Linked DNA regions of Homo sapiens: region 2 is linked to region 1. Evidence: chromatin loops called from intact Hi-C (ENCODE). Cell type or tissue: mammary epithelial cell. All regions are shown on one strand. Links, peaks and the distances in the headings refer to the core of each region. The heading gives the core; the rest is flanking DNA.

Evidence for each region. A loop is a pair of places that touch in the nucleus more often than their neighbours do. Peaks named below come from ENCODE experiments on the same cell type or tissue, not always from the same donor. Only the 100,000 strongest peaks of a DNase experiment are listed, where the experiment ranks them.
Region 2: a loop joins it to region 1, with 6 times the contacts of the local background. A loop is called at or near these places in 4 of 110 quality-filtered maps.

The regions. Positions count from the first base shown.
Region 1 is chr10:132,215,949-132,231,852 of GRCh38, reverse strand. It overlaps STK32C (serine/threonine kinase 32C), which reads left to right. Exons shown (of 12, transcript NM_173575.4): 3 at 3,725-3,876; 4 at 4,885-5,058; 5 at 6,069-6,106; 6 at 6,237-6,326; 7 at 6,517-6,620; 8 at 7,330-7,446; 9 at 8,867-8,992; 10 at 9,081-9,212. Among named protein-coding and RNA genes, the nearest start is that of DPYSL4, 37 kb to the right of the region's middle. RefSeq lists an enhancer at 1,521-1,600. In mammary epithelial cell, for the core only: a CTCF peak has its summit at 8,586 (motif pointing left); a DNase peak (open chromatin) is centred at 8,562.
Region 2 is chr10:132,365,238-132,381,141 of GRCh38, reverse strand. It overlaps LRRC27 (leucine rich repeat containing 27), which reads right to left. Exons shown (of 11, transcript NM_030626.3): 10 at 15,592-15,718; 11 at 1-6,076. The coding sequence ends at 5,900. Among named protein-coding and RNA genes, the nearest start is that of PWWP2B, 24 kb to the left of the region's middle. In mammary epithelial cell, for the core only: a CTCF peak has its summit at 9,114 (motif pointing right); no DNase peak of the experiment used is centred there.

The DNA of each region.
Region 1 (15,904 bases), core at 4,196-12,195:
TGCTGGCCACTCGTGGTGTCCTCAGCTTGCCGCCATGTCACTCCATTCCCAGGCTGGCATCTTCACATCACTGCCTCTGCTCCACCTTCACACTCCCTCGCCCCCATGCCTGCGTCATCTTCTCTTTTCTGTCTTTTATCAGGGTGTCTATCATTGGCTTTAGGGCCCATCCCAATTCAGGACCTCCAGATCCTCAACTTAATTACATCTTCAGAGACCTTTATTCCGAATAAGGCCACATTCCGAGGCTCCTGGTGGCTGTGTCTTTTGGGGACGCACTCGGGCCTGCTGTGAGGGATCGAGGCGTTTCCACCAGGGTCTCCAGGGAGGCACCATGGCCACTCACCCTGCACTGCCAGTACCTTGCATGGGGCTGGCATATAGGAAGACTTGCAAGCTTTTCTTGAACTGCAGTTGAGCTGAGAATGTTCCAGGACACAGAGCCCAAAGACTCGGGAGACCTGAGTGTAACCCTGCCTCCCCTTGCTCCTCAGGGCAGCTCCTCCCACAGGGCCAGGCCAGGGGCTTGGACTGTGGCTGATGGCTCCACCATCCAGGCAGTTTGTTTCCCAGGTGGGGTAACAGGCTGGAGGCAAGTGGATCTGCTGCTTTGTTCTGGTGGACAGCAGAGCCGTGGGTGTGCGAGGCCAGGCCCTGTCTCGAGGTGGCTCTTCTGTCCCTGCTCCCTGGCTGTGGGTGATGGGATGCGTGTGACGGGGAGAGCAGGCTTGGGTCACAGGGCCAAGGGGCTGGTCCCAGATGGAGCCCAGGCCACATGCTTGGGAAAGCGGGTGGTCCTGGGTGAGCCTGTCTGGCAGGAGGGTGAGGTCCTGTCTGGAGTAGACACCCGGTCTGTGTCCGCCGCACATGTGACAGGGCCCAGAGGGCACGGGAAGCCCAGGTGCCCTGTCCCCTGGTGAGTGGGCTGTGGGGGTTGAGCACCCCAAGGGAAGGCGTGTTCTTCCAGAGATTCCCCCGTAAGAGCTGAGCTGCATCGTGAGCAGGAGGGGCAGAGGGAGCCTGGAGAGGGTTGGGTCGCCTGGGCAGGCAGCTTTCTGGGGTGGTGCACAAGCGACAGAAAGCCTGAGGCTTGGGACCGGCTGAAGACGGCCTTGGGCTGCGGGTGCTGGCGCCGCTCCAGGCAGAGGTGGGCTCTGCAGCCCCCCCCCCCCCGCCAGCTTCCCCCCCAGCAGCAAGAGCCCTGGCCCCAGCCAGTGGCCCCAAGCCAGGCTCCTGAGGGGCAGAGGGTGAGGGCCGGATTTTCCACCATATTTGTCTCACAGCCTGTCTGGTCCCAGCCCCAGGGCAACAAACAGCCTTTCTGGAGCAGTTTCCAGACCTGCAGTGGCCGCCTTGAGCCTGCAGTGACCGTCTGCAGGAGGCCGCGGGTGCTGGGGCTGGCGCAGGAAAGCACCGTTGCTTCTGCGCCTGTGCAGAGTGAGGCTGGGGCTTCCATCCCGGGCACGGGACTCCTCGGCCTCCTGCGGCCGTGTGCATGGGAGGAAGGCCGTGCTGCCGAGCCACGCGACTCTGCCCCGTTGGCAGTGGGAAGCGGCAGGAGGGGGTCCTGCCAGGGGCAGCCAGGGGCTGCTGCAGCTTACGCTCACTGTCATTCTGAAACCCTCAACTGGCTTTCAAAATAACAATTTAAAAAATGGTCATAGGAAATGCAGGAAGTTCAGGAGAAATCCCGCCCCGCCCCGCCCTCCCAAGGCGGCCTCGTTCAAGCTTAGTCTCCGTCTGTTCTCGGGCTGCCTGCAGCTGCCCCCGCTCCTCAGCAGGTGTGGCCGCGTGTTCAGGAGCCCCCATCAGCACACGCGCCTCTGGGCAGCCCCCAACACAAGGCTCTTCCTGTCCCTTCAGGCTCAGCTTTCCCCTCCCACCGGGCAGGGAGGTGCTGAGGCCACGCCTGTTGTCAGCTTCCTGGAGAGGCCATACTTAGAGCCCATGGTGCCAGGCCAAGCCACTGTCTCCCGCACCACAGTGCTGCAGCCGGATCCACCCAGGCCACCGCTTGGCACCATCAGACATGCTTTCTTAGTTTGGGCCAGCCCGGTGCTCTGTGCACAGTGTGACTCCCAGTGGCCCCTTGCGGGAGGGAGGGTCACCGCTTTGCTTCACAAAAGGACTGAGTCTCAGGGAGGGGTCTCCAGTAAGGGCCCCGGAGCCAGGATGTGACTGAGACAGGTGCCTCCAGGGCCACACACTAACCAGTACAGGAACCTCTGGGGGCAGAATCATGGCCTCCAAAACACCCACATCCAAATCCCAGAACAAACATGTTACCATTCGTGGCAGAGAGGAATGAAGATTGCAGATTGAATTAAGGTTGTTAATCATCTGACTTAATTTTTTTAGAGACAGGGTCTCGCCCTGTCACCCAGGCTGAGTTCAGTGGTACAGTCGTGGCTCACTGCAGCCTCAACCTCTCAGGCTCAAGCAATCCTCCCTTCTCAGTCTCCTGAGTAGCTGGGACTACGGGTGTGTGCCACCACGCTTTCCGGGCATGCAGCCAGGAGCCCAGGGCCATCTGTGGCCCACCTTGAGATCCAGAATCATCCATTTCCTCCAGGCCCCCTGCTGGGCTCCAACTCCTTGAGGACCAGAGAGCAGAGGTTGTGGAAGGCCTTGGAAACGGGTCTGGATTACCTGTCCTGGGAAGGTCTCTCCCAACCTGAGTGTCAGACAGGGGTTAGCTCTGCTGCTCACAATTTTGTGCCTTAATTCCTGGCTTCCCTTTGGGGATCTTCATCCTCAATTCTGATTGACATCCTTGGCCACAAGGGACCCCCCTGCTCATTGATGCTTCTCACCCGTCACCTCACTCTCATCCTCACTGCTAAGCAATTAGCCGTGTGTTTGCGGCATCAGTGTTGACACCGATGATCCATGCTCAGAGGGTACAGGCCTGAAGAGCTATGTGGGGACTGGCGCCCCGGAGGGGGTCCCACTGTGGTGGCAGCGGTGGCCCCCAAGCCCCACGCTCACTCTGTGTGTCTCCTTGCAGGACAGGGTGAGGGGCCTTGGCCTCACGGTGTTGAGACGGGAGTCGGTCTCTGGAGTGTGGAGTGATGTGCGTCCAGGGTGAAGCTGCAGCCATGGTTGATGAGGCTTCCTGAGCGCAGGGCTCTGTGCTCAGTGGGTTTTCGCATTCATTCCCCAGTACCCCTCCGGGCTGCTTGCTGCTCCAAGCCCTGGAAAAGGATGTTGGGGTTTAGGAAGGCAAAACTCCATGCCCAGGTCGTGGCTGGTGAGGGGCGCTCCCCGCACAACCAGCCACTGCTTGGCTCCAACTCACGCCTGGATGCTGTTAGGCTGGACCCTGTCTGTTTGCAGATAGCGCCTGTTGACAGATGTGTCCTGCTGCAGACTTGAAACGCAGGACTGAGTCTCAGGGAGGGGTCTTCACTAACAGCCATGGAGCCAGGATGTCACTGAGACAGGTGCCGCCAGGGCCACACACTAACCAGTACAGGAACCTCTGGGGGGCAGAATCACGGCCTCCAAAACACCCACATCTTAATCCCCAGAGCAAATATGTTACCATATGTGGCAGAGAGGAATGCACCTGCCGCGTCTAGGAGGCAGAGGGGCTGCGGCGCGTCCCCAGGTGTCCCCTTGTGTCCTGACGATGCGTCCCCAGGCATCCCCATGCATTTCCAGGTGTCCCCACGTGTCCCCAGGCGTCCTCAGGCGTCCTGCCGAACAGCCCTGTGCCCTCCAGGTGTGCATTGTGCAGAAGCGGGACACGGAGAAGATGTACGCCATGAAGTACATGAACAAGCAGCAGTGCATCGAGCGCGACGAGGTCCGCAACGTCTTCCGGGAGCTGGAGATCCTGCAGGAGATCGAGCACGTCTTCCTGGTGAACCTCTGGTGAGCCTGCCATGGCCTCGCTGCAGAAAGACTTACCGTCCTGAAGCCGGGAAGGCACTGGCTATCCTCTCCTGCCCTTGGTGCTCCTTGGCCCTCGTGCCTCGGAGATGCCTCTGCCACCCACAGGCCCTCTCTAGCCCTCCTCATCTATCCCCCTTCCTGTGCCCCAGGCCTGGCAGTGGCCCAGGTGGCCATGACATGCTGGGGTTGGTTAATGCAGTGTCTCTTCTGAGCCTGCCGGAAGACCAGGGCTTCCCTACAATGGAGATGTGCTCCCATGGAGTCTCTGGCACTAGTCAGAGAGGGAGAGAGTTTAGGGACTGAAAAACTCACCACTGTCATCACCATCACCATCACCACCATCATCGCCATCACCACCACCATCACCACTGCAACCATCATCACTCTCATCACCGTCATCACTATAATCAACACAATCACTATTGTCACCACCATTACCACCACCACCACGACCACAATCACTGTTATCACCATCACCACCACCCTCAGTCCTCACTACCGTCATCCTCACCATCACCGTCACCACCACCACCATCACTGCCATCGTCAACACCATGGATGCTGGTTGTTAAATGCCAGCTCTTTGCCCAACACTGTCAAGAGTGGTACCTACACGGCCTCATTTTCTGTAACAACCCTCCGAGGCAAATGTCTGTATCCCCATTTTACCGAAGAGGAGGCCGGGCAGCCTGAAGCACCCGGAGCTGGCACTGTAGCTCTGCTCTGCATTTGCCACTCCCAGGTGCCTCTGGCCCCAGCTGGGCCACCTCCAGCACAGGGTGGTGTGTCTTTCCTCAGGATCTGGGCTCAGAGCTGCTCTGGGCTGGGGTGCAATCAGTGCCTTGGGCAGGCCCCTCCTCCTGGGAATGCCTGGTGGCTGATGCTGGGGTGGGGCTGTGGTCCTTAGGGGGAGTGTGTCAGCTGTGGGAGCAGCCATGACTGGCTCCCCAGCTGTGCGCACAACAGGCCTTCCATCGGTGCCCACAGGTACTCCTTCCAGGACGAGGAGGACATGTTCATGGTCGTGGACCTGCTACTGGGCGGGGACCTGCGCTACCACCTGCAGCAGAACGTGCAGTTCTCCGAGGACACGGTGAGGCTGTACATCTGCGAGATGGCACTGGCTCTGGACTACCTGCGCGGCCAGCACATCATCCACAGGTGTGTGCGTGGCAGACGGCGCAGGTACCTGCTGAGGTGGGCGGGGCTGAAGCAGCCTTAGGTCAGGCTGCCGGCACGGCGGCCGTACTCCCTCAGAGCGGGTCTAGCTCCTCTGCCCCACCCTTGCCTGAGTGCCTGCCCCCAGCTGTGGCACCTGTGCCGACCAGGTCAGCCCCATAGCTGTGTGCCTGGTGTCCATCTGGGGGGACCTCGTCCCAGCAGCCCCAGCTGAGACTGGGCACAGTGGGCTGTTAGCCCTGGTGGACAGACCACCAGGCTGGGTCACAGCAGGTGGCCTTCACCTGGTCCATTTAACTGAAGGCTCCTGTTTGCCCATCCACCACATCCCAGGGAATCCAAACTAATTTTAACATTAGCTTAAAGCAGATGAAATTAGGAAGCAGAGCTGGTGTGATGGCTCTGAAAATAAAATTTAAAAAAAGAAAATAGGAAGCAGATTATGAAGGAAGTGAAATTGGGAAGCAGAAATTAGGCTGAAATTCCGCAGCAATGGAACAAAATGAAAATATCTGTGAGGTATATTTTAAAGTCGAATGGACTGGTGTTTGCATTTCTGCTCTTGGGGACTCGGATGTCTGATTATGACCTAGGCACCAGTCACTGAGCACTGGCTGTGTACCTGGAAAAGTTGGGACAAAGCAAGAGCCGAGGTGGCTTGGTCTCCTAGAGGCCGAGTCTTGGAGGGGGAGGGCAGACCCTGCCAGCAATTGCTCTCGTCCTCTGGGGCTCCAGGCCCCCTCCCAGCATCTGGTGCCAGGTGTGTGCTGCTGCCCAGATGCCACAGGGAACGAAGTGGCTGACTTCATCGCCTCTGCCCCCACGCAGGGGTGTGAGGTCCTAGCATCATCCAAGGACCAAGTCAAGCTCCCAGGCCTCTGCCTCGAGTGGGTTGGTGGGATGTCCTGGGGACTCCAGGGATTGTGACAGAGATTCCAGGGCAGAAACAGGGCAGATTCCCAACTCACCTTCCCACTTTCTGCTCTTTCTAGAGATGTCAAGCCTGACAACATTCTCCTGGATGAGAGAGGTGTGTGGGGTTGGGTGTGGGCAGCCCAGGTGGGTGGTGGCAGGGATGGGCCTGTCAGGGGAGGAGGATCCTGCACGCAAGGATGCATCTCTGGTCCTGGGACAGCCACACCTGACCCCTCTCTGCACAGGACATGCACACCTGACCGACTTCAACATTGCCACCATCATCAAGGACGGGGAGCGGGCGACGGCATTAGCAGGCACCAAGCCGTACATGGGTGAGCCCGAGCTGGGGTTCCAGATGGGAGCTGGCTTCCTCCAGGTGGGAAGGACAAGACCTCGGTGGCTTCTCTGTCCCACCCTGGAGGCAGCCTGGTCTCGGGATGTGGCCTCAAGGTGCCGGCCCTGTGCCCACGGGTCCGGGCTGTGACCCCGTGGCAGCTGTTTTTCCTTCTTTCTGTCGGAAAGCTCCGGAGATCTTCCACTCTTTTGTCAACGGCGGGACCGGCTACTCCTTCGAGGTGGACTGGTGGTCGGTGGGGGTGATGGCCTATGAGCTGCTGCGAGGATGGGTATGGACCCCCTGCAGCCCCTGGGCTTGGCTGCCAGGCCCCTGCTCTCTGCCCCCACCAGTGCTGGGGAGGGGGTGGCTGCCCCAGTGTCCAGGTGCGCAGGGATGTCTCCACTGTGTCTGAGGAGTCACGCTTTTATCGAAGTGTGTAGTTGGTGATGGAATGCCTGAGCAGGAGGAGGAAGGACAGACTCACTGTGGTTTCCCGGGGCCGCTGCTGGTGCCTGCAGGCCAGCCTCTGTGGGGGTGGACAAGGCTGAGAACTGGCCAGCAGGGGTGCTGCCTCGGAACTTTCCACAAAAAGTTTCTTTTGGGGCCCTGTGCTCTTACCCTTGTGGCCACGGCGAGGCCAGTCCTGGAGACCGGGAGGCTGGGGGTCCTCTTGTGGACCGTACCCCTCAGCCCTGCACAGGACCCCACCTCTGAGGAAGCCAGCTCCCTCCTGGCCCTCTGGGGCTGATCTACCTGGACCCAGGCCCCCTGGGATCCCAGCCAGATGGGCGCAGCAGCCAGGGCGCAGGACCCAGGCGTAAGCTTTATCTCACCCAGGCTCCTCCGCGGCAGGTGGAGGCCAGGCTGTGCTCAGAGCTGTGCCTGCACTTGGGGTGGGGGGAGGGGGTCCTCTCAGGGCGATGGCACCTGTGTCTGGCATTGTTCTGGGTGTCCTGGGGGCCAGGAGGACCTGCCCAGCACTGCCTCCCTGTCTCCAGAGGCCCTATGACATCCACTCCAGCAACGCCGTGGAGTCCCTGGTGCAGCTGTTCAGCACCGTGAGCGTCCAGTATGTCCCCACGTGGTCCAAGGAGATGGTGGCCTTGCTGCGGAAGGTGAGCCCCCATCCCTGAGCCTCCTCACCCTCCGAGCACCCACCTCCCTCCCTCACTTACCTGCGGCTCGGGACACCCCCTCCAGTGCACAGTTAGTGCCGCTTCCTGGCAGGCACAGATCCCTTCACTGCAACCTGTGGGGGCCTCCGCAGATGGCAGCCCCAAGCCCCAGGAAGCGAGCTGGTGGCAGGCTCTGTGGCCCTCTCATGGCGAGCCCTACCAGGTCACTGGTGTCCTGGTGATCCCCTGAGCTGCGTCTCCAGGCACCCTCACAGCAGGCTTGTGCGCCCGCCCTGCCGGTCACCACAGAGGAGCCCTGAGCCACGTCCCCTTGTCCCACGTATTGGAAGGAGGGTGTCGGGTGGGTGGGTTCAAGCCCATGCTATCTCCGGGACCCTTTGCCCCAGTGCCTCCTGGGGAAGGTGGGCAGCCACTGCCCACTGCAAACACCTCTCAGGGGACATCAGCCTGGCAGGGACACGGGCAGGGGTGTGGCCATCAGTAGTGCCTCCCATTTGTGATCTGGTGCTAGGCTGGGGCTGTGCCTTGACTGGGCTGCACAGCTCCCTGTTCCGAGCCTCGCATTAACACCATAGGGGGTTCGGAGTCAGAGCCAGGCCCAGGCAGGACAGGGAGGGGAGTGAGTGTGCCACACGGGCCCGGCTGCCTCCCGGCCCCCGTGTCTCAGGCAGGTGGGGCCTCCTGCCCTGGAATTGTAGCCAAGCAGCCTAAATCCTTGGGGAGGCCTTGCCTGCCGGGGCCTCTCCCCAGCCCCGAGAGTCTCTTAACTCTGCTGTAGCCCCACGAAGCTCAGTCACACCTGCCCAGGTGGCTCACAAGGTGGCACTGGGCTAGAGAGGGCCTGCGTGGGGACTGGGGATGACCCACACGCCCAAGCCCAGGTCTGGGAAACCTCGCACGGGGTCTGGGTCTGCGGCATTTTCCCTGGAAAGGCGGGAGGTGCCAGCGCTGGGATGTTGCTTCCCAGGCCATGCATGGCTGCCCCGGGCTCATCTGGCCTGTGGAGGTCCCATGATTCGGTGAAGGAAGTGGCTCTGGGATAGTTACTGTGAGGCCAGCCATGTGCCGAGTGTTAGCCGCTAGCCGGGCCTCGGCTGCCACCTCCTGGCAAATCCCAGCAGAGCCTTCCCTGCAGATCCCTCTGCTGTCCTCTGGCGCCAGGGGTTTAGGTAGCAGCACTGAGAACAGGCGTCCCTTGGGCCACATGCTGAGCCAGCCACGGTGCTTTGCCTGATGTCGGCCGTCGGCACCACCCTTCCTCGCGTGGCCCTGAGGTTCCTGAATTCTGAACCTCAGGCTTGGTGGGACCCTCCTCAAGGTGCCCTGGCCTGGGGGTGGCGGGCTATTCCGTGCTGGTGGGCTGTGGGCCCTGGACCCTCTGACTCATGCCTGGTTGCAGCTCCTCACTGTGAACCCCGAGCACCGGCTCTCCAGCCTCCAGGACGTGCAGGCAGCCCCGGCGCTGGCCGGCGTGCTGTGGGACCACCTGAGCGAGAAGAGGGTGGAGCCGGGCTTCGTGCCCAACGTAAGCCTGTGGGCGGCTCAGGTGGGGGGCCCTGGGGATGGATGTGGCGTCCTCCACGGGCCGGGGCTCAGCACCCATCCCTCTGTAGAAAGGCCGTCTGCACTGCGACCCCACCTTTGAGCTGGAGGAGATGATCCTGGAGTCCAGGCCCCTGCACAAGAAGAAGAAGCGTCTGGCCAAGAACAAGTCCCGGGACAACAGCAGGGACAGCTCCCAGTCCGTGAGTGCCAGGGCAGGCTCAGGGCGCGGCGGCGGGCTGGGCTTGGGGCTCCTCTCTACCACCGAGCAAGGCGTGTGGGGACCCCTGGCAGCGCACACGTCTCGGAAGTCCAGCAGACCGTTTCCTGAAGTCCTGAGAAGGCCAGAGACCTCCCTTCTGCCTTTCCCAGCCCCCACCTCGCTCCTTATGAAGCAGGTGGGCAGGGACAACCAGGGCTGGGGTTATGAGTGCACGGGGATGGCCATGTGAAGCCTTCGTGCTTGCCCAGGTGTGCTGGTGTTGGTTGTGTGTGCGGGGACGGCTATGTGAAGCCCTCACACTCGCCCAGGTGCGTCAGCATCAGGTATGTGTGCCGGGACAGCCATGTGAAGCCCTCACACTCACCCAGGTGCGTCGGCATCAGTTGTGTGTGTGGGGACGGCCATGTGAAGCCCTCACACTCGCCCAGGTGTGCTGGCTTTGGTTGTGTGTGCAGGGATGGCCACATGAAGCCCTCACACTCGCCCAGGTGCGTCAGCATCAGGTGTGTGTGTGGGGACGGCCATGTGAAGCCCTCACACTCGCCCAGGTGCGTTGATGTTGTGTGTGCAGGGATGGCCATGTGAAGCCCTCACACTCACCCAGGTGCGTTGATGTCAGTTGTGTGTGCAGGGACAGCCATGTGAAGCCCTCAGACTAGCCCAGGTGTGTCGGTGTCAGTTGTGTGTGTGGGGATGGCCACGTGAAGCCCTCACACTTGCCCAGGTGCGTTGATATTAGTTGTGTGTGCAGGGATGGCCACGTGAAGCCCTCACACTCACCCAGGTGCGTTGATGTCAGTTGTGAGTGTGTGCAGGGATGGCCACATGAAGCCCTCAGACTCGCCCAGGTGTGCTGGCTTTGGTTGTGTGTGCAGGGACGGCCATGTGAAGCCCTCACACTCGCCCAGGTGCGTCAGCATCAGTTGTGTGTGTGGGGACGGCCATGTGAAGCCCTCACACTCACCCAGGTGTGTCGACATCAGTTGTGTGTGGGGGGACGGCCATCTGAAGCCCTCACACTCACCCAGGTGTATCGGTGTCAGTTGTGTGTGCGGGGATGGCCACGTGAAGCCCTCACACTTGCCCAGGTGCGTTGATATTAGTTGTGTGTGCAGGGATGGCCACGTGAAGCCCTCACACTCACCCAGGTGCGTTGATGTCAGTTGTGAGTGTGTGCAGGGATGGCCACGTGAAGCCCTCAGACTAGCCCAGGTGTGCTGGCTTTGGTTGTGTGTGCAGGGACGGCCATGTGAAGCCCTCACACTCGCCCAGGTGCGTCAGCATCAGTTGTGTGTGTGGGGACGGCCATGTGAAGCCCTCACACTCGCCCAGGTGCGTCAGCATCAGTTGTGTGTGTGGGGATGGCCACGTGAAGCCCTCAGACTAGCCCAGGTGCGTCAGCATCAGGTGTGTGTGCCGGGACAGCCACGTGAAGCCCTCACACTCGCCCAGGTGTGCCGGCTTTGGTTGTGTGTGCGGGGACGGCCACGTGAAGCCCTCATGCTCACTCAGGCATGCTGGTATTCTGGGGCTGCCAGGACAGGTGACCACGAATCAGGTGGTTGAAGAACAGCAATGCGTCTCTCTGAGATGGATCTGAGTCGTAATGAAATGGTCTCCTTCACAGCCGGCTGTGCGTGAACTACTCTGTCTCCTGCAGCTCCCCTGTCTTGATAATTGGCTGTCTAGGCAGCGGGTAAGGTGAACCCCTTGGGCAGTTATGTGATGATCTCAGTTTCTGTAAATCGGAAGTCCAGGCATGGTGCAGCTCTGTTCCCTGCTTCGGGGTCTCACCAGAATGTGAGCTAACATTGAGGTCGTGGCCTTGTCAGGTGCAGCTCTGTTTCCTGCTTCTGGGTCTCCCCAGAGTGTGAGCTAATATTGTCTGAGGTCGTGGTCTCATCAGGGATTTGACAGGTGCTGTGGTTGAAATGTTTCCCTTAAAACTCGTGTTGGAATTTGCTTCCTATTGTGATGGTGGTAGAGATGGGACTTTTGGGGGCTGATGGGGCCACGTAGGTTCTTCCAGCATGGATGGGGTTAATGCTGTTGTAGAAGGGTGACTTTAGTCCTCTTTTGAGTCTTTGATCCTCTGCTATGTGAGGACGTGGTGTTCCCAATGTGGACGTGGTTCGTGTTCCATGTGAATGTGATATTCACAATAGAGCATCAACAGGCTCCCTTTTAATCAGCAGATTTAAAAAGAAATGTGTTGTCTCATGGCTTGGAGGCCTGAGTCCAAAGTTAAGATGTCAGCAAAGCCGTGCCCCCTCTGAAGGCTCTCCGGGGAGGAAAACCAGTCCTTGCCCCTCTACCCTCCGGTAGAGGCTGCCTTGGCCTAGACGCATCCCCCCAGCCCCTGCTTCGCTGCCGCGTGGGGTCGGCCTGTGTGTGCGTCTCCATCTCCTCCCCTCTTCTCATAAGGACACCAGGCATTGGATTTAGGGCCCACCCTGATCCAGTATGGCCCCATCTTATCTTGATGATATCTGCAAAGACCTCACTTCCAAATGAGGTCACATTCACAGGTACCCAGGATTAGAATTTGAGTGTGTCATTTTTGGGGACACAGTTTGGCCCATACCACCAGGATGTGGCTGATATTCACCAAGGAGTAGCTATGGTTGTGTGTTGATGTCAGGGTGACGGTGATGACCCTGGGTCCCTCGGTGGTCCCCTTGCCCCTGAGTCTGCCTGAGCCTGTGGTGGATGTCCTGGGAAACTCTTGTGCCTCAGCCCCCGTGCAGCCTCCTCAGACCTGGTGGGCCCTGTGTTGCTCCTGGGCAGAAGACGGGTGTCAGTCCCCTCCTCACCATGATGTGGGGGGCAGGGGTGGGGTCATGCCCTGGGTGCCCTGATTTTGGGGGGAACACGGCCCCCCAGTGGGTCAGGCTCCCATCCTCGCCCCTCCTCCAGGACGGCTGCCGGCAGCCCTGGGTGTCCTCAGGCAGAATTGCTGGTGGAGAGCTGCTGTCTGCCAGGTGGCCACTGTGAGGCACTGCTGAGAGCCACAGGATGGTTGGAAGGTTCTCGGGGTTGGGGGTTCTTTGGCATTGCCCCCATTGGATGTTTAAGTTTTCCCTACCAGAGCATGTCCAGAGCCAGGGCTCTGGGGTGTAGAAACAGGCCCAGGATGAGTTAGGAACCCTCATGGGAGACTCAGGGATGGACAGTGTGCAGAGCCCAGCTGGCCATGCTGAGTTCCCAGGAGGCTCTGGCTGGGAACAGGTAAGGCCAGGCACCTGTGAGCGGGAGGAGCTCGGCTTTGTCTTGGGTTGGTTGTGTGGAGATGTTTTGGCTTGAGGGTAGGAGGTGTTCTGAAAGGAAAGCATCACTCCAAAAAAAAAGTCCCACTGTTAACCTTGAGGCTGAGAGAGGTTTTTGGAAACAGCTTTATTTTGATATAATTCACATTCCATGCAATATACAGTGCATCCATGTAAAGCATATAATTCCATGGTTTTTAATATAGTCACAGGGCTGTGCATTCTCCACCACAATCTGATTTTAGAACCTTTTCATGTAATGTAAGAGAAAGACCCCACCTATTAGCAGTCATGCCCCATTCCCCTCTTCTCCCCTCCCCTGGCAGCCACGAAGCTACTTTCCGTCTCTGTAGGGTTGCCTGTTGTGGGCGTTTCATGGAAGTGGAGTTACACACTATGTGGTCTTTGCAGCTGGCTTCTTTCACTTCGCAGGATGCTTTTGAGGCCCGTCCACGTTGTAGCCTGTCAGTGCTTCATTCCTGTTGATGGCTGAGTAATATTCCACATATGTATCACCTTTCCTTTATCCAGTCATCAGTTGATGAGTATTTGTTCTTTCCACTTGTTAACATTTTTCATTATCATGAATAATGCTGCTGTGAACATTCACATACAAGTCTTTGTGTGGATATGTACTTTTATTTTTGGGGGGCACATACCTAGGCATGAACCCGCTGGGTCATATGTGACTCTGTGCTTCATGTTTGGAGGAAACACCTACCCTTTTCTACAGCAGGTGTGCCATTTTATGCCCCTACCAGCAGTGTGTGAGGGTTCTAATTTCTCCATATATTTACCAAGTCCTGTTATTGTCTGGTTTATTTTTTAAAAAATCATAGTTATCTTAGTGTGCAGTGATTGTGTGGTTATGGTTTGCATTTCTCTGATGATATTGAACATCTTTTGAGGTGTTTTATCAGGCATTGTGTCTAGAGAAATGTCTATCCAAATGTTTTAAAATTTTTATTGTCTTTTTTTTAGTCTACTCTGACAATATATTTTAATTGGCATATTTATTTTACTTTATTTTTTTTTAGAGACAGGGTCTTGCTTTATTACCAAAACTGGAGTGCAGTGGTGCAATGAAGGCTCACTTCAGCCTTGACTTCCTGGGCTCAAGTGATCCTCCCTGCCCCAGCTGCCAGAATGGCTGGAACTGTGGGTGTGCACCACCACACCTGGCTCATTTGAAAAAAATTTTGTTGTAGAGACAGGGTCTCACTATGTTGTCCAGGTTGGTCTCAAACTCTTGGAGTCCTCCCACCTCAGCCTCCCAAAATGCTGGGATTACAGATGTGAGCCACTGTGCCTGACCTAATTGGTGTATTTTAGACCATTCACATTTAAAGCGACCAGGGAGGCTGAGGCAAGAGGACTGCTTGAGTCCAGGAGTTTGAGACCAGCCTGGGCAACAAGGTGAGACCCATCTGTATTAGTCTATTTTCACACTGCTAATAAAGGCATACCTGAGTCTGGGTAATTTATACAGGAAAAAGGTTTAATGGATTTACAGTTCCACATGGCTGGGGAGGCCTCACAGTCGTGGAAGGCAAGGAGGAGAAAGTCACATCTTACATGGATGGCGGCAGGCAAAGAGAGAGCTTGTTCAGGGAAACTTTTGTTTTTAAAACCATCGGATCTCATGAGACTCATTCACTATCATGACAACAGCACAGGAAAGACCCGCCCCCATAATTCAATCACCTCCCACCAGGTTCCTCCCACAACATGTGGGAATTGTGGGAGTCACAATTCAAGCTGAGATTGGGATGGGGACAGAGCCAAACCATATCATTCTGCCCCAGCCCCTCCAAAATCTCATGTCCTCACATTTCAGAACCAATCATGCCTTCCCAACAGTCCCCCATAGTCTTATTTTGGCATTAACTCAAAAGTCCACAGTCCAATGTCTCATCTGAGACAAGGTAAGTCCCTTCTGCCTATGAGTCTGTAAAATCAAAAGCAAGTGACTTCCTAGATACAATAGGGGTACAGGCACTGGGTAAATTCAGCCATTCCAAATGGGAGAAATTGGCCAAAACAAAGGGGCTACAGGCCCCATGCAAGTCTGAAATCCAGCAGGCCTGTCAAATCTTAAAGCTTCAAAATGAACATCTTTGACTCTATCTCTCACATCCAGGTCATGCTGATGCAAGAGTTGGGTTCCCATGGTCTTAGGCAGCTCTGCCCTTGTGGCTCTGCAGAGTACAGCCTTCCTCCCGGCTGCTTTCGTGGGCTGGCATTGAGTGTCTGTGGCTTTTCCAGGTGCATGGTGCAAGCTGTTGGTGGATATACCATTCTGGGGTGTAGAGGATGGTGGCCCTCTTCTCAGAGCTCCACTAGGCAGTGTGCCCCAGTGGGGACTTTGTATAGGGGCACCAACCCCACATTTCCCTTCTGCATTGCCCTAGCAGAGGTTCTCCATGAGGGCCCCACCCCTGCAACAAACTTCTGCCTGGACATCCAGGTGTTTCCATACATCCTCTGAAATGCAGGCAGAGGCTCCCAAACCTCAATTCTTGACTTCTGTGCACCTGCGGGCTCAACACCACATGGAAGCTGCCACAGCTTGGGGCTTGTACCCTCTGAAGCCACAGCCTGAGCTGTACCTTGGCCCCTTTCAGTCATGGCTGGAGCAGCTGGGATGCAGTGCAGCAAGTCCCTAGACTGCACACAGCAGAGGGACCCTGGACCTCGCCCATGAAACCATTTTTTCCTCCTAGGCCTCTGAGTCTGTGATGGTAGGGGCTGCCGCAAAGGTCTGTGGCATGCCCTGGAGACATTTTCCCCATTGTCTTGGTGATTAATATTCAGTTCCTTGTTGCTTATGCAAATTTCTCCTCAGAAAATGGGGTTTTCTTTTTTTTCTCTCTTTTTTTTTTTTTTTGAGACAGTCTTGCTCTGTCACCCAGGCTGGAGTGCAGTGGTGCAATGGCGGCTCATTGCCACTGCAACCTCCGCTTCCTAAGTTCAAGTGATTCTCCTGTCTCAGCCTCCCAAGTAGCTGGGATTACAGGCACGCACCACCACACCCAGCTAATTTTTGTATTTTTAGTAGAGAAGGGTTTCACCATGTTGGCCAGGCTGGTCTTGAACTCCTGACCTCAGGTGATCTGCCTGCCTTAACCTCCCAAAGTGCTAGGATTACAGGCGTGAGCCACCGTGCCCAGCCAGGAGTTTCTTTTCTATTGCATTGTCAGGTTGCAAATTTTTTGAACTTTTATGCTGTTTCCTTTTTAAAATGGAATGCCTTTAACAGCACCCAAGTCACCTCTTGAATGCTTTGCTGCTTAGAAATTTCTTCTGCCACATACCCTAAATCATCTCTCAAATTCAGAGTTCCACAAATCTCTAGGGCAGGGGCAAAATGCTGCCAGTCTCTTTGCTTAAAGCATAACAAGAGCCA
Region 2 (15,904 bases), core at 4,779-12,778, 150 kb before region 1:
TGCCCACACTGTGGTGGGTCTTCTCCCAGTCCACTGACTCAAATGTTAATCTCTTCTGGCAACACCCAGAAACAATACTTTACATTCTTCAATCTAATCAAGTTGACATTTAATATGAACCATCACACACAGCAATCCTATACCCACATAAAAGCTGCATTCCCAATACAAGATAAAAAGGTATTTCACAGAAAGTGTTAAGGCTTTTGTGCCTGCTCACAAATTTCCTTATTTTTTTACTATGGTCCTTACGCTGGATTCATTTATCTTGAATTGGTAGGCAACCGCAGCTGTAAACCTCAATCTACGGAACATATCAAGAAATTCAACTTTTTCTTGAAATGTCATGACTTTTCTCTGCTTCTCAGGAGCTCTTTGGCATGACTGGTGGCACTCTATGGGTCCCAAAGTGTTCTTCAAGGTTTACAGTATTGCGCTCAACATGAAAAATACACAAGAACATCCCGATGTCCCCTTTTTTTCAAGTTGGGGTCTCACTCTGTTGCCCAGGCTTGAGTGCAGTGGTGCAATCACAGCTCACTGCAGCCTCGACCTCCTGGGCTCAAGGGATCCTCCTGCCTCAGCCTCCTGAGTAGCTGGGACTGCAGGCGTGTGCCACCATGTCCAGTTAAAACAGATCACTTTTTACCGTGATACACAATGTACTGAAGACATGAACCGCTCGTGCAGAGATTAGCACCACACGATGTTTTAAGCGGATCCTTGACATGCTTGCGCTCACTGCAATAGCAACAGGAGGTGGCTTTGTAATTATTCCAGCAGCACACTGTGGACTGCAGTTAATTTCATGCAGTTATAATTTAATGCTGCATTTTTTTTTTTTTGAGACAGAGTTTTGCTCTTGTTGCCCAGGCTGGAGTGCAATGGCGTGATCTCGGCTCACTGCAACCTCTGCCTTCCGGGTTCAAGTGATTCTCCTGCCTCAGCCTCCCAAGTAGCTGGAGTTACAGGCATGTGCCACCATGCCTGGCTAATTTTTTATTTTTAGTAGTCACGGGGTTTCTCCATGTTGGCCAGGCTGGTCTTGAACTCCTGACCTTAGGTGATCTGCCCACCTCGGCCTCCCAAAGTGCTGGGATTACAGGCGTGAGCCACTGCACTCGGCCAATGCTGCATCTTTACGGCGACATTTCTCTCTACTGTGAATGGTCCATGTATGGTCTGTATATTTTATGCATTCATGACATAACTTTTTCTTTTTTCAGATATTTCTAGGCTATGTGGCTCATCTGCAAAGTTTTTCAAATTGTTGCAAATTTCCAAAAATTTTTGCAATATATATTTTTTTAAAAATCCACTTATAAGTGGACCCTTATAATTCAAACTCTTGTTCAAGGGTCAACTTATACAATGCTGGACACTCACTAAAAACTTATTAGAAAAATGTAATATATTATAGAAAAAAGAAGAAAAGAGATATAAAGGAAATGAAAAGATGGAGAATTTCAACAGAGAATCGGCATCCACAAAAAATTACCAGACACCTTAGACCTGAAAAACACAACATCTGAAATTTAAAACTGAAAGAAAACACTTATTAAAAAAAAATCATTATAATGATGATGTAAAAGGATCTAGTGGAAAAGGTGGATGGCATGCACGAGCAGATGTGGAATTCCGGCAGAGATGAGAACGAGAACACGGAGGTGAGAGGAAACTCTGGAGAGGAGCAGGATGGGATCTGAGACCACGCACTCCCCGAGAGCTCGGAGGTGAGAGGAAATGCTGGAGAGGAGCAGGATGGGATCTGACACCACGCACTCCCCGAGAACACGGAGGTGAGAGGAAATGCTGGAGATGAGCAGGATGGCATCCAAGACCACGCACTCCCTGAGAACACGGAGGTGAGAGGAAACTCTGGAGAGGAGCAGGATGGGATCTGAGACCACGCACTCCCCGAGAACACGGAGGTGAGAGGAAACTCTGGAGAGGAGCAGGATGGGATCTGACACCACGCACTCCCCGAGAACACGGAGGTGAGAGGAAATGCTGGAGAGGAGCAGGATGGGATCTGACACCACGCACTCCCCGAGAACACAGAGGTGAGAGGAAATGCTGGAGATGAGCAGGATGGGATCTGACACCACGCACTCCCCGAGAACACGGAGGTGAGAGGAAATGCTGGAGATGAGCAGGATGGCATCCAAGACCACGCACTCCCTGAGAACACGGAGGTGACCGGAAACTCTGGAGAGGAGCAGGATGGGATCTGACACCACGCACTCCCCAAGAACACGGAGGTGAGTGGAAATGCTGGAGAAGAGAAGGATGGCATCTGAGACCATGCACTCCCTGAGGCTCACCAGGAAGCCTGACTCGGCCGAGGAAAGACACGCTGCTCAGGGCCTGGGATGTTTCTTCTGAGTGCAATGGTACAATCGTCTATGTTTGTGTTTTTTTCTCTATCATAAAGCTGCTGTTTTTAATGTTAAAAAACCTCATGGGTTTTTCTGTGGGACACAACAGAAGACAGGATTCGTAAATCTAAAACCACGTAGACAGGAGGCATCTAGCCTGATGTACAGAGAGGAATGAAAAATAGAACACATGACAGAAGAGACGTGCAGGTTACAGCCACACACACTCACATATGCACATACACACGGGCGCACACATGCACACACTCGTACGCACGAATGCATACACACATGTGCACACACACACAAAACTGAAGTCTCAGGGAGAAGAGGGAGAACAGGGGAAAAAATAGTAAAAAAAAAAAAAATGGCTAAGAATTTTCCAAAACTGATGAAAGATGCTAACTCCCAGATTTGAGTTCTGTATATTCCAAGAAAAATACGTAAAAAGAAAATTACATCCAGGCACAGCACAGACTGCTGAAAACCAAAGATAAGGAGAAACAATTTTAAGACAAAGAAAAAAGACCCATTACCTTCAAAGGAGCAACAAATAACAATGAACATTGAATCTTTTTTTTTTTTTTTTGAGACGGAGTCTCGCTCTGTCGCCCAGGCTGGAGTGCAGTGGCGCGATCTCGGCTCACTGCAAGCTCCGTCTCCTGGGTTCACGCCATTCTCCCGCCTCAGCCTCCTGAGTAGCTGCGACTACAGCCACCACGCCCGGCTAATTTTTTGTATTTTTTAGTAGAGACGGGGTTTCACCGTGTTAGCCAGGATGGTCTCGATCTCCTGACCTCGTGATCCACTCGCCTCGGCCTCCCAAAGTGCTGGGATTACAGGCGTGAGCCACAGCACCCGGCCTGAACACTGAATTTTTAACAAAACACATGGGAGCCAGAAGACAGTGGAGCCCATCTTTAAAGTTCTGGGAATGGCAAAAATCATCCACCTAGAATTCTGTCCTGTGCAGAATAAAGGCGAACTAAATTTATTTTCAGACAAACAAAAGCTGAGAGAACTTACGGCCAGTCAAAGCATAACCATGATACAAAGAAATACTTAAAAAAAAGTTATTTAGCTAAATGAAAATCAGCCCTCATTGGAGCATGAAGCTGCAGGAAGGAAGAGCATCGGGATGGGTAAAGTGAAGCAAACACTGATGTCTAGGAACAGCGAGTCAAGACACCGTTGGGGCACACGGTACCTGTGTCTTGCGTGCTTACCTGTGGAAGGGAGGCGGACGAGAGCAACAGCATCAATGGCAGGGAACTGGCAGATGGGAGGGACCTTCTCAGGGTCATTGGCTCATTCAGGAAATGCTAATGAACTCAAGGGCATGTATGAAATCTCTAAGGCAACACCCAAGAGAATAATATTAAAAGATATTACTAAAACTCTAATACAAGAGATATAAATAAAAAAATTGATCACTATCAGAAAGCAGCAAAAGAAGAATAAAGGGAATAAAAACATGAGATGGGCACGGAATCCGCCGTACGCACACGCACCTTAAATGTGAGGGCCAAACACTGTAACTGAAACACAGAACTGGCAGCTAGAGAAAGAAAAGGAGTCCCGAGTATATGATGTCTCTATAAGGTGCGCTTTAAATCCAGTACAGTAGAAGGAGGGAAGAAGATGCATTATGAAAACGCTGACCAAAACAGCAGCAGTGTGCCTGGATTAGTATCAGACAAAATCCACAGAAGGCAAGAAGTGAAAAGGAGAGGCGAAGAGAAATAGTTCATAATAATGACAAGGTCAGTTCGACAGGAAGATAAAACAATCCTAAATTTGTAGGCATCTGACAAAATAGCCCCAAAACACGTATAGCAAAAACTCACATAACTAAGAAGAAAACACATGTTCATGATCATAGCTAGAACTGTTCACAGGCCTCTCTCAGTAACTGAGAAACCAGGCTTAAGTCAGTCAGTAAGGGTACAGGAGCTCTGAGCAACAGGATTAGTCAATGTCACCTGACACACACAAAACAATGTACCCAACAACTCAAAATACATTCTTCTCAAGTGCACAGTCTACATTTACCAAAACATATCCTGCGGCAGGCCGCGGGGCGAGGCTTCACAGTTTCAAAGGACTGGGATCACAACGGACACGCTCTCTGATCAACAACCAGGTGAGCACCTTGGAAGCTGAGCCCCAAGCCCAGTTAAACCTTCAGAGGAGAGCAGCTCAACCCACGGCTGACTCCAGCCTCACGGGAGACCCTGACCAGCAACGCCGGCTGAGCTGCTCCAACGCCTGCCCTCAGGCGTGAGAAATGGCAAACGTCTGCTGCTCCAGCCGCTGGGCCGCAACAGGTCACTGACACCTTTTCTAGCTTCCTGAATGGAAAGCTTAGGTGATAAATTTCACGCCCTTCTTCTCTAATACATGGGTTTGGAAGTGATGCATTTCTCTCTAAGCACCAGTTAAACTCTCGGAAAGTACGAAGTGCAGGGCGCAGAGACCCATGAGACAGAAGACAAACAGCAAATCCAGTGAAGCCAAAACCTGGGGCTTTTGGAAAAGAGGAACAAAATTGATAAATCCATAGCAAGAATGATGAAGAACACCAGGTCAAGAATAAAAGAGGGGACATTATTACGGATCCTAAAGATACTGAAAATAAGAGGAACTTTATGCTGATACATTGCACAACTTGGATGAAATGAGGAAACTCACTGAAACCATATTTACCAAAATTAACACAAAAATAAACAAAGTCTGAATAGTCTCACCTCTGTTAAAGAAATCAAACCAAAGATGTTTTCAAGATCCAAGCAAACACTCAGCACAAGAGACTAAGTCACACAGAATCTACACAGCCTGGGCAGACAGAGCATGAAATACGGCTGATCTAGCATGGGGAGGTCTGCAGACCCTGCCGTGTCCCTGGGGTGGAGTCCACTGAGTGGCAGCCTGAGTGGTAGCAACCAGGAAGGGGTCAAGGCTGAAAGGAGGGCCCCGTAGCTGGGCAGGGAGCAGGGGAAAGGAGGGCCCCCAGGGGAAAGGAGGGCTTGTCACTGGGCAGGGAGCAGGGTAACCACTCCCCCGAAGCCCTTTTTGGCTGTCACCCCTCCCTCCTAGCCAAAGGTGGTGCTGCAGGGACTTCCGGCTTGGCGGGAATCGGGTGACCTGGTCTCCTCTCCCACACTCAAATAACTAAGTGAAGGAAAGCTGTGAGTACTTTTGTAACAAGGGCTCCAGGACAGGAGAGAGGCAAGTGCCTGAGTGTGAGCACTCTGTCACATGGCTTGGCGGGAACCTGCAGGAAGAAGGGAAGGCGAGACCACGTGCTCACAGTGTCCTTTCTTTTAATACGGCTGAAATCTTCCACAGCCTCAGGAGAGGGACGTGGACCTGTCTAAGGAAAACAACAGGCTGCGCGAAATCAGCCCTCAGGGTAACACTGAACCTGGCGCTCTTCCGGCACCACACAGGAGGCGACGCCCGGGAAAGAAGACTGAGCGGCTCCTGTCTGAAGACGTCTCCATCAGTCCAGCCACCTGGTGTCACTGGTATCTGCGAACATTTCCTGATTCTCCATATTTTGTGTTAAAAAATGTATTTTGAGGCTGTGCTGCCGGCAGGCCAAGCGAAAGGTTTCCAGTGAGGGCCGCCCGTCGACGATCTTTGTTCAAGGTTAATCCCAATTTTAGCTTCAATACTTCATCCTGTAGCTCTGTGGCCTTATGGGAGACAAGGAGGGGGAGATGTTAGAAAGGCTGGCAGGACTTAGGGCGTCACCACGTCTCTGGCTCAGATTCCACGTGGGGCCCAGGCCATGTGGGCGTCAGCAGAGCCAGCCCCGCTGCCCCGGGGCCCCTGCAAGCCGCATCACGGCGCGGTCCCCCCTGCAATGGGGCCCAGCAGCCTACTTCCAGCCGGCTCCCAGGCCTTCTACCTCATGAGGACACCACCCTCTGCAGGCACACACATGGCCACTCATCCTGGTGTCCCCACGGCCCCACCCAGGTGTCCTGTGCATCTGCACAGGTCAATGGATGAACAGAGACTCAGGGCATCGTCCTGTGGGCAAAGGGAAGGCTGATGCCACACCCCGGGCAGTGTCTTGGCAAGCATCACCACAGCCAAGACCACACCTTAGAGCCGTAACTGTCCTGGGAAGCAGATGGGGCCACAATTGCCACCCCCACCCCACAGACACAGAAGCTGTGGATCAGGGGTTCCTACAGGAGAAGGAACTTGCTGAGCGTGAAACCAGGGGCAGGCTTTCTGTTCCAAACCTCATGGTCCACGGCCAATCCCCTGGGCAGAACAAAGTGAGGCTGAGGAGGGCACTGCGGGGGGCCCTCAGGTGGATAAACTGAGGAGGGGATCTTCCCGTTCCTGCCCCTCAGGCCCTCTGCAGAGTCCCAACCTCCCCCACTCCAAGCACAGGAGCCCTGGGCCACCCGGCTCCCGTCTCCCTCCCCGGCTTGCCTTGCTGGGGGCACAGGTTGGACACTACCTCCAGTGCAGGTCCCAGGAGACCCCTGCAGCCTCCCCGCCCCATACAGACATAATCACAGCAGGTCCCTGGAGCCACTGCACCCCCTCACCATGCAGCCATATCACAGCAGGTCCCTGGAGCCACTGCACCCCCTCACCATGCAGCCATAATCACAGCAGGTCCCTGGAGCCACTGCACCCCCTCACCATGCAGCCATATCACAACAGGTCCCCGGAGACCCCTGCAGCCTCCCCCGCCCCCATATCGTAACTGTGGGCTAGAGCAGCACTCACGGCTCAGCTCTGCGACTTGGTCAATGTTACTTGTTACTGACCCAGTAAGTAGTCATTGATAACGAATTTTGCTTCCCATAGAAACCTGTATTCCCTGTGGGATTCATAACTGCCTCCTTTTAAAATGTTTGTTTTCTACATCTGTCATTACATCCTCTCAAACTGTAAACCTCTCTCGACATCCTCCTCCACTGGCCAAGTCCTCAGACTGACCTGGTCTCCCTGTGGAGACCCCGCCAGGCTCCTCTCACAGTAGGGGGCGGCCGGGGGCTTCTGGGTCAGCTCCCTTTCTTCTGGAACTCTTACCTTCCTCTCTCAGCATCTACTCCCTTGTTTTGATAGAACAAATTCTACAGTAGCTTCTGGAGAAAGACTCTCTAGATGGGAAGCAGCATTTTGAGTCTTTGCGTATCTGAAAACGTCTTATTGTGTGCTGACCCCTGACCTTGCAATGGGAGTACCGAATCCCGGCGCCTGCTGAGGGCAGTGCCATCACCGCGACCAGCTCCCTCCCAGTGCCTGGTTCTGTGTGATCCTCTCCCCCCGCCCTCCCTGGAATCTCCGTGGGTCCGTCCTGCTCTGGTTCGGGATGCTGAGCCATGGTGCCGGCATGTGTGGGCCCTTCTAGCAGGAAGCACGTTGGTTCCTTTGTGACGAGCCCTCCTGCACCTTCTCCCTCCGTCTGCTCTCGTCTCTCCTGCTGGAACCTGCCGGAACCTGCCGGATGCTTCGCTCTGCTCAGGTCGTCCTCTAACTTCCTTTCCTCTTGTCCCATCTGTTTCCCACCTCCCCTTCCTGGGGGATTTATTCATCTACTAATTTAATTTTTTAAATTTTTTGCCACATATTAAACTTTGCCTTGGGAGTTCTTCTGGGTTACCTGAGTGTTCACTTTCTACAACAGCTTGCTGGGTTTCATGGCAGCAGACTTGTCTATTCCTACGGGGGGATTTTAATTCTGGCTTGTCATTTTTAAGTGTCCCCTAATGTTCGCATCCATTCGAAGCTCGCTCCCCAGCCGGCTGGCTTTGGCCTCTCCCTCACCTTGGGGCTTCCCTCAACAGCTGAGGAACCTCTCGTGACTGAGGCCCTGGAACGAGGCTGAGATCGGGGTGTCGGTGGTGGGCTGCTGGCTGCTCAGTGCAGGCTGGGGCTGTCTAGGGTACGCCCAGGTGGCTTCTGTCTTGGTTGGCTGATATCTCAGACAGCGCCATGGAGCTGGCCAGCCCTCCTGGTCGGTTGTGCACCTGACCTTCTGCAGGTCTCTTTAGGCCAAACATGGCTGCTGTCACCACTGTGGTGCCTGGTTGGTCAGCTTATCTAGAGGCAGCCCTGGCTCCTGCTGGGTAGGCTGGAGGAGTCAGTGGGCTGGGCAGAGTAGGGAAGCAGACCCAGGGCCCTGGCGTGACCTGTATAGACTCCGCTTCCTTTTTGTTTTTTGAAATGGAGTTTCGCTCTTGTTGCCCAGGCTGGAGTGCGATGGTGCCATCTCAGCTCACTGCAACCTCTGCCTCCTGGGTTCAAGCGATTCTCCGGCCTTTGTCTCCTGCGTAGCTGGGATTACAGGTGCACACCACTGTGCCCGGCTAATTTTTTGTATTTTTAGTAGAGACGGGGTTTCACCAGGTTGGCCAGGTTGGTCTCAAACTCCTGACCTCAGGTGATTCACCTGCCTTGGCCTCCCAAAGTGCTGGGATTGCAGGCGTGAGTCACCGCACCCCGACCCCCACTTCCCATCCTTCTGTGGTTGGTTTTGTCTTCCTGTGCTTTTCAGCTGGGATTGCAGGCGTGAGCCACCGCACCCCGACCCCCACTTCCCATCCTTCTGTGGTTGGTTTTGTCTTCCTGTGCTTTTCAACTGGGATTGCAGGCGTGAGCCACCGCACCCCGACCCCCACTTCCCATCCTTCTTTGGTTGGTTTTGTCTTCCTGTGCTTTTCAGGCTCTGGGGCTGCATCACTGTGCATCTTTGCTGGCATTTTGCTGGGCAGGCCCTTCATGCTGCACCACTAGGGGGCTTCCTTCGTGCAAAATCGTGCTGGCCTCCATATGTGCGAGGACAAGGGCTCACCTGCCAGCCCCCAGACGACAGCAGCTGAGACCAGGTGGAGCAGTGTGTCTGAGAGGACAGCACCCCCACCAGAGACAGACTCCTGCACACTGGCTCTGCAGCCCTGGCCCACGGCCTCCACCTGAGGGCTGAGGTGGCTGCCCCTGCTCCGGCCATCATGTTTGCATTCCAGCCAGGAAGGGAGGGGACAAAGCTCAGGAAGTTCACATTCATCTTCTGCTCACATCCTGCCGGCCGGAACAGAGCCACAGGCCAATGTCTGGCTGCAAGGGAGGTTGAGAAACGTGGCCATTTGTGGGGCAGCCTGTGCCCAGCTGAGACGTGGGGCTCTATTATTACAGGAAAGACCCTGGGGAGGGGGAGCCTCCTGACAAGCAGGCAGCCTCCTCTCCATTTCCTCATCCTGAGGAGTGAAGGTCGTTTTTGCTCCCTTTCCTGTCATTCTGGTGGCTTCTGGGCAGAGTAGAGATAAGCCTATGTGCAGAATGGGCCGCGTTGACCTGGAAGGGCCACGTCTGTTGGCTGGTTTGCTTTCAGCATCTCCTTTTCATACCTCTGGGCTTTCTTCTCTCTCTGCCCTGACCCGTCCACCCTGGTCCTCTAATCACATGCAAGCTCCTGGCTCATGGGCTGGACTCCAGTCCCTCCTACTTCCCCCATTTGGCATCCCCTTCTCCCACAGGCCAGGCTCCCGGGTGCATGGGGGGGTGCTCCCGACGCACGCCATGCCACCGAGGACTCCTTGCCAGCGCCACGCCATGCGCGGCACTGCGCAGATGCCTTGAAGGAAACACGAGGGGCCGGGGAAGAAGCCGGGAGAATGAGACCCTCTGCTTCTAGAGGTGCAGTGTGAACTTAGATGGTTCTCTGCCTGGGACATGCCAACTGTCTCACGCACATGCGTGCCCGCCTCCATACGGCAGGCTGGTGGGCCACACAGCCACGGAGCCAGGACTCGTCTCTAACGCTGCTGCGGGGTTTGCTCAGGACCTGCTCTAAGGAAAGACACACTCTTCTGGCAAAGCCCGAGACTTCACCTGCAGGGAGGGCTGGCATGATCGTCTCACCAGGATTATACAAATAGGTTCCCTACTGAGTCTAAAGAACACAGTACTTTCTTTTTTGCTAGTGGGCCTGTGTAGGCAGCAGAAAAAGGGAGGGTCATTTGAAATGGACTGAGCCTACAGGAGGTCCAGGTACTCAGAAGGCAAATTTCAGAAAAAAGCATAATTAAGATCGTTTCCTAAACATGCGGCCATCAGGCGGCACGGAGCCTGCCATGCTGTTCTGGTCTGTCTCAGGGACCCCTCTCCCCTGGCCCACCCGCCCGGCGCTCTGTGAGAGGCAGCGGGACAGAGGAGAAGGATGGCTGGAGCTTGTGGACAGCCAACACCACCTGTCTCAACACAATTCACCTCCTCTAGGGCAGGATCAGCTGCTTCCCAGCTCATTCTTGGGAGTTTTAAAACCCCTTCCTCTGGCTCTCCCAAGCCAGGACTGAAGTGAAGGGACCCACCTCATGGGCATCCTCTGGGCTCAAGGGCTGCAGGGAGCCTGTCATGGGAAGTTAGCGGGTGTTTATGTCCCTGTCTCCTGGGCAGGGTGACATAGCACATCCCTCCCTGGATCTTGGCAGTAACTTGGAGTTGGGCACACGACAGGAGCCGGTGCTGGTGACGTGAACCCTTCATCAGGAACTTCACATGAATTTTTTTTAATCACAGAGAAACACGAGACAGGCATTAAAGCACAAGGCGAATTCTGTGGCAATTCATGTCCCCAAGAAGACAGTGCAGTATTTGGACCTTGGCTTTGCATTCAGACCTACCCAGGTTGGACTGAAAGCTCCACCATTTACAGTGTCACCGTAGGGCCAGTTGTGGCACCTCCGTGAGTCTGGGTTTTCTGACCTGTGAAATGGGTGGCACCGCCTTCCTCCTAGGTGGCACGAAAGTCAATGGAGAGACAGGTGTGGCTGGGGCAGGCATTTGAGACCAACCGCCACAGTGTCCTTCTGGGTCATTCTCTTTTGTCTCATGGCCCCACTGCTCTGCATGTAACCAGGGCGGGGGAGCACGGGAGAACAGTGGGGGACACAAGAGCCAGCTCTCAGGTTTCAGATTTCCAAGCAGACTTTAAAAAACCCGGACTTGATTTTTCTAGAGCAGCCTTCATCCCACACTGGAGTGGTCCACTCGATGCGTGCACATGGACACACTGTTACCACCACTCAGAGTCCACAGTCGACATGCAGGCTCATGTGTGGGGTGGCACAGTCTGTGGGGTTTAGACAAACGCATCATCACATGGATCCAACAATACAGCATCATGAAGAGTAGTTTTACTGCCCTAAAACCCTTTTGTGTTCTGCTGATTCACCCCTCAATATCCTACTACCCCCACCCGGGCCACCATGATCCTTTCACCATCTCCATCTGTGTACGGCCTTTTCATGCTGGCATGTCGGCTCCCCCGTGTCTTCTCATTGCTGACGGCTCATTTCCTTTCAGTGCTAAGCAACGTTCCACTATCTGGATGTTCCAGTTTATCCAGTCACCTGCTGAAGGACACCTTGGGTGCTTCCAAGTTTTGGCAATTATGAAAAAAGCTGCTATGTCTGTGTGCAGGTTTTGGTGTAGACATAAGTTTTCATCTCCTTTGGGTAAACACCAAGGAGTGTGATTACTGGATTGTATGATGAGAGTGTGATTAATTTTGTAAGAAACTGTCAAGCTGTCTTCCCAAGTGGCTGTACCATTTTCTATTCCCAACAATTAATGAGTGTTCCTGTTGCTCCACGTCCTCACCAGCATTTGGTGGTGAGTGTTTTGGATTTTTTGATGGTGAATCTCCTTAACTTGCATTTCTGATGACACACAATGTGAAGCTTCTTTTCACATGCTGATCTGCCATCCATGCATCTTCTTTGATGAGGTGTCTCTGCAGATTCTTGGCCCATTTTTTAACTGGCTTGTTTGCTCCTTTTTGTTGAGTTTTTCAGAGTTCTCGGTATATTTTAGATAACATTCCTTTATCGGGTGTATCTTTTCCAAATATTGTCTCCCAGTCTGTGGCCTGTCTTATCCTTTTGGCAGTGTCTTACATAGAACAGAAGTTTTTGATTGTAATGAAGCCCGGCTTATCAATTATTTCTGTCATGGATCTTGCTTTTGGTGTTGTATTTAAACATCATCACCATACCCAAGGTCACTTAGGTTTTCTCCTATGTTATCTTGTAAAAGTTGTACGGTAACACGTTACGTTTAGGTCTATGATCCATTTTGAATTAATTTTTGTGGAGGGTGTGAGGTCTATGTCTAGATTCTTTTTTGTTTTTGGCAGTTGTTCCAGTACCATCTGTTGAAGACTACGCTTTCTCCACTGAGTTGCTTTTGCTCCTCTGTCATATCAGTTAACTCAGTTAACTATATTTGTGTGGGTCTATTTTGGGGCTCTCTATTCTATTTGTCTATTCTTTTGACAATATCACACTGTTATTGTAGCTTTAGAGTCTTCAAGTTGGGGGGTGTCAGTCCTCTGACTTTGTTTTTCCATCAATACTGTGTTGGATATTCTAGGTCTCATCCTCTCCATATATGCTTTAGAAACAGTTTGTCAATATTCACAAAATAATTTGCTGAGATTATGATTGGGAATGCATTAAATCTAAAGTTGGGAAGAACTGACTACCAACAATATTGAGTCTTCCTATCCATGAACATGGAATATCTGTCCATTTATTCAGTTATTTCATTAAAGTTTTGTCGTTTTCCTCATATAGATTTTGTATACATTTTGTTAGATTTTTACTTAGTACCATTGTTTTGGTGCTAATTTAAATGTTATGGTTTTAATCTTAAATTCCACTAGTTAATTGCTGGTACACAGGAAGGTGACTGACTTATGTATATTAACCTTGTATCCTGTAACCTTTTCTATAATCACTTATTAGTTTCAGGAAATTTTTGTCAATTCTTTGGGATTTCCTACATAATCATGTCATCTGAGAATAAAGACAATTTTATTTCTTGTTTCCCAATCTATATACCTTTTGTTTCCTTCTCTTGTCTTCTTGAACTAGCTAAGAGTTCCAGCATGAGGCTGAAAAGCAGCAGTGAGAGGGAATATCTTTGCCTTGCTCCTGATCTTAGTGGAAAAGCTTCTAGTTTCTTGCCATTAAGAATAATGTTAGCTGTAAGTCTTTTCTGGATGTTCTTTAACAAGTTGAGGAAGTTCTCAGCTTATCCTAGTTTGCTGAGAGTTTTTATCATGATAGGTGTTATATTTTGTCAGATGCTTTTTCTGCATCTATTGATAAAACCAACTGATTTTTCTTGTTTAGCTTACTGATGTGATGAATTGCATTGGCTGATTTTTGAACGTTGAATTAGGGTGTGTGATTGCTTTTACACATTGCTGGATTTGATTTCTGAATGTTGAGAATTTTTGCGTCTACATTCATGAGCGATATTGGTCTACACTTTTCCTTTCTTGTAATATCTTTGTATGGTTTTGGTATTAGAGTAATGCTGGCCTCAGAGAATGAGCTAAAAAGTTTTCTCTCTGTTTCTGTCTTCTGGAAGAGATTATCGAGAATTGGTATAGTTTCTTCCTTAAACCTTAAATGTTTGGTAGAATTCACCAGTGAACACTTCTGGGCCTGTGATTTCTGTTTTGGAAGGTAATTAATTATTGATTGAATTCCTGTAATAGATACAAGCATATTCATTTCTTCTGTAAGTTTTGGCAGATGTTGTCTTTCAAGGGATTAATCTATTTCACTAAATTTATCAAATCTGTGGCTAGAGTTGTTCATAATACCAAATCGACTTTTGTGTCCCTAATGTGAAGTGATGGGTTAAGACACAGATGTTTTGCAGCCCTAAGAGGCAGGGTTTGGGTGTCCAAGGACAAGGTCATACTCATAAACGATGGATTTAGAAAGAATAAGAGTTTATCTAAAGGCAGATACAAACTCCTTGGGCTGAGGAGGAAAAGAGTCTCAGAAGTGGGGTCCGAGTCAGGTTGGGTGGGGTCTCCATGAAGTGGCTCCACATCCTGCCCTCATGCCTCCTCTCTCCCATCTCCGGCTCTAGGAGAGAGGGAAACAGCGGAAATGGTGGGAATGGAGCCTGCAGATGGGGTGTGGGGACAGGAAGGCCAGGGTTGCTTCCTCCCCCGTGACAGTGCTGCGTGCTCTGGGGGCAGCCCCGATGCAGCTCGCACCAGCCTGACCTGTGTTCGGGCATGGTACACTGACCTGGAAGAGGCCACCAGCCAGGGGCCTTGGGTAGCTTGAGAGGACAGGCCAGAATCCTTATGGCTGCAGGAAGGGTGGGGACACGGGTATCCAGGTTCACTGCCAGGGACAGCAGCTGTGTCCTTCTACAGCTGGATGGGCTGGCCAGGCAGCAGTTCGGGCAGCAAAGCACTTTCCTTCATTCCTGCGTCTCTCCCACAGCCCAGGATACTCCAAGTACCAGGAGGTGGGCATCAGCGTATGCTGAGTGAATAAACAGCACTGGCGGTGGCTGAGAGGATGGTTAACATTCCAAATATATAGGAGCCACTTCCGTGAGCAGTTCTGCTTAGGAGGCTCCTGGTCAGGAGGCCTTGGATCCCCATGAATATCGGCCTCCCTACATAGACACCGAGCGTGTCAGCCATGGTCCGGTGGCCTCAGCCAGACCCCTCTCTGCAGTGACGCCCCTCATGGCCCAGCCCTGGGCCCACAGCCTGGATCAGCTGGGTGCAAAACCTCAAGCAAGGACCCCACAGACATGTGGAGAGGACTGGTTCCCAGTCCCTGTCAGCAGGCTGCCACTCCTGCCATCAGATTCCCAGTGCTGAGATGCCAAGGCCCGCCATGTGGCCTGGCACATTTGAGGGCTCAGCCCCTCGGCTGAAATGTTTTCCTTCTCATGTGACCAACTGTAATTCTGGGAATTTCTACACCTCATAAGACACATTCCACACAGTCCCACGGTTTTAGAGAGCGCATGCTCTGAAGAGGCACAGTGAGTTCTCTTTATTTTTAATAAAACAATGTTTTAGGCTGTGCACAGTGGCCCAGCAATTTGGGAGGCCAAGGCAGGTGGATCACTTGAGGCCAGGAGTTCGAGACAAGGCTGGCCAACATGGCAAAACCCTATCTCTATTAAAAATACAAAAATTAGCCGGGCATGGTGGTGTACACTTGTCCCAGCTACTCGGGAGGCTGAGGCAGGAGAATCGCTTGAACCTGGGAGGTGGAGGCTGCAGGGAGCCGAGATTGTGCCACCGCACTCCAGCCTGGGTGACAGAACAAGACTCTGTCTCAAAAAAACAAAAACAAAACAAAACAAAAAACACCCCACACTTTTTTAAACAGAACCAAGAAATCCTTACAATTTCCAGATCCTCGGCAGCCTTCCTCATCTCCTCCAGTGGGGCCTGGCCATGGAATCTTCTTTGCTCACGCATTTGGAGGACGTGCTGTTTTATCTTCTCTTCTAAATTTCTCTCCTGCAGGGCACTGAGAAACAAAGGGCAAAGAGGGAAATGACTTGACACATTTACTCTCATCCTAGCAACTCCCGCCATAACCAGGGAGAAAGCATGTGCCTTTCTTCCCAGACCAAACAGCGGTCCTGAGGCTCCCGCACAGCTGTGCCAGTTACTGTGGCGCTGCCCTGGGCCTCCCCGGCACCCACTCTCCTCC